Linked DNA regions of Homo sapiens: region 2 is linked to region 1. A link is an interaction called in ENCODE POLR2A ChIA-PET data of the cell type or tissue named here. Cell type or tissue: Panc1. All regions are shown on one strand. Links, peaks and the distances in the headings refer to the core of each region. The heading gives the core; the rest is flanking DNA. Region 1 overlaps LRBA (LPS responsive beige-like anchor protein). Region 2 overlaps LRBA (LPS responsive beige-like anchor protein).

Region 1 (2,923 bases), core at 181-2,680:
GCACTTTGGGAGGCTGAGGTGGGAGGATTACTTGAGTCCAAGAGTTCGAAGCCAGCCTGGGCAACATGGTGGCTGGGCAACATGGCAACTACCCCCAAAAAATTAGCTGGGTGTAGTGGCACCTGCCTGTGGTCCCAGCTACTCAGGAGGCTGAGATGAGAGGATAGTTTGAGCCCAGGAGGTGGAGGTTGCAGTGAACCGAGATCGCACTACTGCACTCCAGCCTGGGCAATAGAGCAAGACCTTGTCTCAAAAAAAAATATGTGTGTGTGTATGTGTTTGCGTGTGTGTGTGTGTGTGTGTGTGTGTGTACCAACATCATTTTTCACAGAAATAGAAAAAAACAATCCTGGTCAGGCACAGTGGCTCACACCTGTAATCCCAGCACTTTGGGAGGCCAAGATGGACAGATCACTTTAGTTAAGGAGTTCAGATCAGCCTAGCCAACATGGTGAAACCCCATTTCCACTAAAAACACAAAAAAATTAGTCAGGCATGGTGGCGCACACCTGTAATACCAGCTACTTGGGAGGCTGAGGCAGAAGGATCGCTTGAACCTGGGAGGCGAAGGTTACAGTGAGCCAAAATCAAGCCACTTCACTCCAGCCTGGGTGAAAGCATGAGATTCGGTTTCAAAAAAAAAAAAAAAAACAAAATCCTAAAACTCATATGGAACCAAAAAAAAGCCAATAGTCAAAGGAATCCTGAGCCTAAAGAACAAAGCTGGAGGTGTCACACTACTTGACAAGATGTATATCACGTCTATCATAAAAGAAAACAGCATGGTACTGGCCTAAAAACAGAGCGCATAACCAGACTGGGCAACATAGTGAGACAATCCCCCCAGCCCCCGCCCCTTCTCTGCAAACAAAATTTTAAAATTAGCCAGCTGTGATGGCATGTACCATAGTCCCAGCTACTCAGGAGGCTGAGGTGGGAGGATTGCTTGAGCCCGGGAGGCTGGGGTTACAGTGAGCTGTAATCATGCCGCTGCACTCTAGCCTGGGCAACAGAGCAAGACCCTGTCTCAAAACAAAAAGAAAAGAAAAAACCAACACATAGACGAATGGAACAGAATAGACAGACAATCCAGAAATGAATATGTGTATCTATAGCCAACTGCTGTGTGTGTGTGTGTGTGTGTGTGTGTGTGTGTGTGTGTGTGTGTGTGTGACAGTCTCATGCTGCCACCCAGACTGGAGTGTGGGGTACAGTGACACAATCTCAGCTCAATGCAACCTCCACCTCCTGGGTTCCACAAATCTCCTGCCTCAGCCTCTCCAGTAGCTGGGATTACAGGCATACACCACGATGCCAGGCCAATTTTTGTATGGTTTGTTGATACAGGGTTTCGCCATGCTGCCCAACTGGGTTCAAGCAATTCTCTGCCCGGCCTCCCAAGTAGCTGAGAATACAGGTGCCTGCCACCATGCCCGGCTAATTTTTGTATTTTTAGTAGAGAGGGGGTTTCACCATCTTGGCCACGCTGTTCTTGAACTCCTGAACTCATGATCCACCAGCTTCAGCCTACTATTATACTTTGGGGCCACTATTAGGTACAAATATGGGTCACTTGAATATAATCACTGCAATACTGCCGCAATCAATCTGATAACGGAGACGGCAACTGACTAACAGGCAGGTAGCATATACATACAGCATGATGCTGGACAAAGGGATGATTCACATCCTGGTGGGACAGAGAGTGATTTCATCACACTACTCAGAACAACATGCAAATTAAAACTTACTAATGGTTTATTTCTGAAATTTTACATTTAATATTCTCAGACCATGGTTAACGGAAGGTAATAGAAACTGGGAAAAGCTAACATGTGACTAAGGCAGGGTACTCTTGTAATGGACAGAAACTGACAAAAAGCAAAATATATTAAGTTACATAATATATTAGAAGATAAATCTGTTAAGAAATAAGGTAACGGCTGGGCGCGGTGGCTCACGCCTGTAATCCTAGCACTTTGGGAGGCCGAGGCAGGTGGATTGCCTGAGCTCAGGAGTTCAAGACCAGCCTGGGCAACACAGTGAAACCCCATCTCTACTCAAGTACAAAAAATTAGCCAGGCATGGCGGCATGAGCCTTGTAATCCCAGCTACTCGGGAGGCTGAAACAGGAGAATCACTTGAACCTGGGAGACAGGGGTTGGTTGCAATGAGCCAAGAGCATGCCATTGCACTCCAGCCTGGGCGACAGAGCGAGACTTCGACTCAAAAAAGAAAGAAAGAAGGTAGGGAAAAAAGATAAGAAGTGGAGGAGAGGGAAATAGTCAAGAAATAGTCAAGAAAGATGTTAAACTTACACAAACTAATCTACACAGGATTCCCACAAATAAAATCCCACAAAAATTTAGTTCAGAATCCAAGATTATAAAACACCCTGTAATGGCCGGGCACGGTGGCTCACGCCTGTAATCCAGCACTTTGGGAGGTCAAGGTGGGCGGATCATGAGGTCAAGAGTTCAAGACCAGCCTGGCCAACATAGTGAAAGCCTGTCTCTACTACAAATACAAAAAATTAGCCAGGGGTGGTGGCAGGCGCCTGTAATCCCAGTGAGGCTGAGACAGGAGAATCCCTTGAACCCGGGAGGCGGAGGTTGCAGTGAGCCAAGATCGCACTATTGCACTTCAGCCCAGACAACAGTACAAGACTCCAACTCAAAAAAAAAAAAAAAAAAAAAAAAAAACCCTGTATATACCACATTAGATGAGAGCTAATGAATGAATACTAGAAAACTATACAGAGTAGATTATAAGAGACTTTTGAAAATAATGACACTGTTCTTTTTTTTTTTGGAGACAGAGTCTTGCTCTGTTACCCAGGCTTTTTTTTTTTTTTTTTTTGGAGACGTAATCTCATTCTGTCACCCAAGCTGGAGCACAGTGGTGCAATCTCAGCTCACACCAA
Region 2 (2,923 bases), core at 256-2,755, 85 kb before region 1:
AAGAGAGAAGAGAAAAACTGGGTATATGCTGCTTTTATAAAACTACAAATATAAAACTGAAGAGGATTAGTTCATAATATTTTTAAATTATATTCAGAAGTCAATATACAAATGGCTTTACCGCTTGGTTTAGATTTTTATTTAAAAGATCATACTACATAATAAAAGGATCTTGTATAGCCAAAACAATCTTTTAAAAAGAACAGGCCAGATACGGTGGCTCACACCTGTAATCCCAGCACTTTGGGAGGCCAAGGCAGGCAGATCATCTGCGGTCAGGAGTTCGAGACCAGCCTGGCCAACATGGTGAAACCCTGCCTCTACTAAAAAAATACAAAAATTAGCCATGCGTGGTGGTGGGTGCCTGTAATCCCAGCTACTCAGGAGGGTGAGGCAGGAGAATTGCTTGAACCCAGGAGGCAGAGGTTGCAGTGAGCCGAGATCATGCCATTGCACTCCAGCCAGGGTGACAAGAACAAAAATCTGTCTCAAAAAAAAAAATGAAGAAGAACAAAGTTAGAAGACTCATACTACCATTTCAAAACCTACCATTAATATAAAGCAACAGTGATGAAGACTGTGGTATTAGCATAAGGCCCTGGTGTCCTTTGGTTAGGCAAATCCTTCTTATTATGTCACCAAAAGGACAAGTGACAAAAGAAAAAAATATATACATTGGACTTTATTAAAATTAAAACCTGTGCTTTAAGGAACACCATCAAAAAAGTGAAAAGACAAGCCACAAGAATGGAAGTAAACATCTGCAAACTGAATACCTGATAAAGGACTTGTAACCAAAATATATAAAGTACTCTTATAACTCAATAATAAAAGGACAAGTAAAATTTTAAAATGGGCAAAAGATCTAAATATACATATCTCCAAAGAAGATATACAAATAGCCAATAAAAATATAAAAAGATGCTCAATATCATTAGTCATAAAGGAAATGCAAATCAAAACTACAATGAGATATCACTTCATACCAACTAGGATAGCTACTAATACAATCACAAAGACAGATACTGGCCGGGCACGGTGGCTCACGCCTATAATCCCAGCACTTTGGGAGGCTGAGGCAGGTGGATCACTTCAGGTCAGGAGTTGAAGACCAGCCTGGCCAACATGGTGAAACCCTGTCTCTACTAAAAAATACAAAAGTTAGCTGGGCATGGTGGTACACATCTGTAATCCCAGCTACTCAGGAAGCTGAGACACAAGAATCGCTTGAACCGGGAGGCAGAGGTTGCAGGGAGCCAAGATCACACCACTGCATTCCAGCCTGGGTGACAGAGCAAGACTTCATCTCAAAAACAAACAAACAAAAATAGACATTAACCATCTTAGCAAGGATGTAGAGAAATTTGACCCTTATACATTGCTGTGGGATCGTAAAATGTTACAGCTACTTTGGAAAACAGTCTGGAAGTTCATCAAAATGTTAAACAAAGACCATATGACCTAATCTAGAGATTGGGACAAATTAAAACATATGTCCACACATAAAATTGTACACTAATGTCCATAACAGCATTATTCATACTAGCCCAAGAAGTGAAAATCCCAAATATTCACTAGTTGACAAATGATTAAATAAAGTATGGTATATCCATACAATATAATACCAGCCATAAAAAGGAATGAAGTACTGATACATGCTGTACCATGGATGGACCTTGAAAACATTATGATAAGTGAAAAAAGCCAGTCACAAAAGACCAGATGTTGTATGATTCCACTAATATGAATGGTCCAGAATAGGGCTGGGGAATATGGGGAGTGGCTGCTAATCAGTATGGGGTTTCTTTTGGGTGTGATGAGAATGTCCCAAAATTGACTGTGGTGATGGTTGACAACTCTGTGAACACATTTACCTACTATACTATATACTTTAAATGAGTTAATTGTGTGGTATGTGGATTATATCTCAATAAAGCTGTTTTGTAAAAAATTCAAACTGCACAAGTGTCTGTTTTATTGTAACTTACATATGCATTTATGTATACATATTATACATATATTCTTTTATATGTATTAGATAAGACATAAAACATGAAAGACATCATAGAGCCAAACTTCAGTAATAACACTATTGAGACTTCAAGAGTGAACGTTGCATTAAACGTTGCATTAATGCAAAAATGAACGTTGCATTAAGAAAAAAGGAAAAGAATAATTACAACTCACAGACTGACAAAAAAAAATTTTAGGAGAAAAACATATATTCAGTGCGTACACATGTTCTCTCTCACCAAAAACGATAGCAAAGATGTAAAAGCTTTGCAAAAATACTTTATTCATGACTACTTTAAATTCCCAGTAAAAGCTATGTTTAAGGAAAGGAAGTCACTAAACATATTTAAAACATCTATTCTCTTCAAGTTTCAAAAGCTGTTCAGCTCACCTGCCCTACTTTCAAGATAAATGCATGCACTGCAATCTCAGAACTGTAAATAATAAAATTATAACATGAGGCATGAAAAAGGTTAATCTCATAAGAACACTTTTTTTAATGTTAGAGGCAATGATAGGCTATGATAAGAAAGTAAAATTATTCTGAAAAGCTACAAATCTAAAATCGACTGTAAGGAAAAACTGTAAAGGAAAAAATTGGGCAATAAAACTTTTCAAAGAAAGTTGTATATTGTGTATATAACATTTAAATATCACAAATGTCATATTAAAACATATTCTTATCTTTCTGCAGATACTGCCAGGCTACACAGGGCCTAATATAAGATTTTATGAGAACTAACATAAAAAAAAGAATGAAAGATAAGCTCAGGAAAAGAATAGACTGAAATATCTTTTTTAAAAGTTTGTCTTGGGCCGGGCGTGGTGACTCATGCCTGTAATCCCAGCACTTCGGGAGGCTGAGGTGGGTGGATCACCTGAGGTCAGGAATTCGAGACAAGCCTGGCCA

What was found. Peaks named below come from ENCODE experiments on the same cell type or tissue, not always from the same donor. Only the 100,000 strongest peaks of a DNase experiment are listed, where the experiment ranks them.
Region 2: POLR2A ChIA-PET joins it to region 1 with 18 read pairs; 5 of 35 experiments call an interaction of 5 or more read pairs at or near these places.

Annotation. Positions count from the first base shown.
Region 1 is chr4:151,002,763-151,005,685 of GRCh38, forward strand. The region is part of intron 2 of LRBA (LPS responsive beige-like anchor protein); the gene reads right to left. Among named protein-coding and RNA genes, the nearest start is that of LRBA, 11 kb to the right of the region's middle. RefSeq lists an enhancer at 1,334-1,948. In Panc1, for the core only: no CTCF peak of the experiment used is centred there; a DNase peak (open chromatin) is centred at 1,669.
Region 2 is chr4:150,917,440-150,920,362 of GRCh38, forward strand. All of the region lies in intron 5 of LRBA (LPS responsive beige-like anchor protein), which reads right to left. Among named protein-coding and RNA genes, the nearest start is that of LRBA, 96 kb to the right of the region's middle. In Panc1, for the core only: no CTCF peak of the experiment used is centred there; a DNase peak (open chromatin) is centred at 1,344.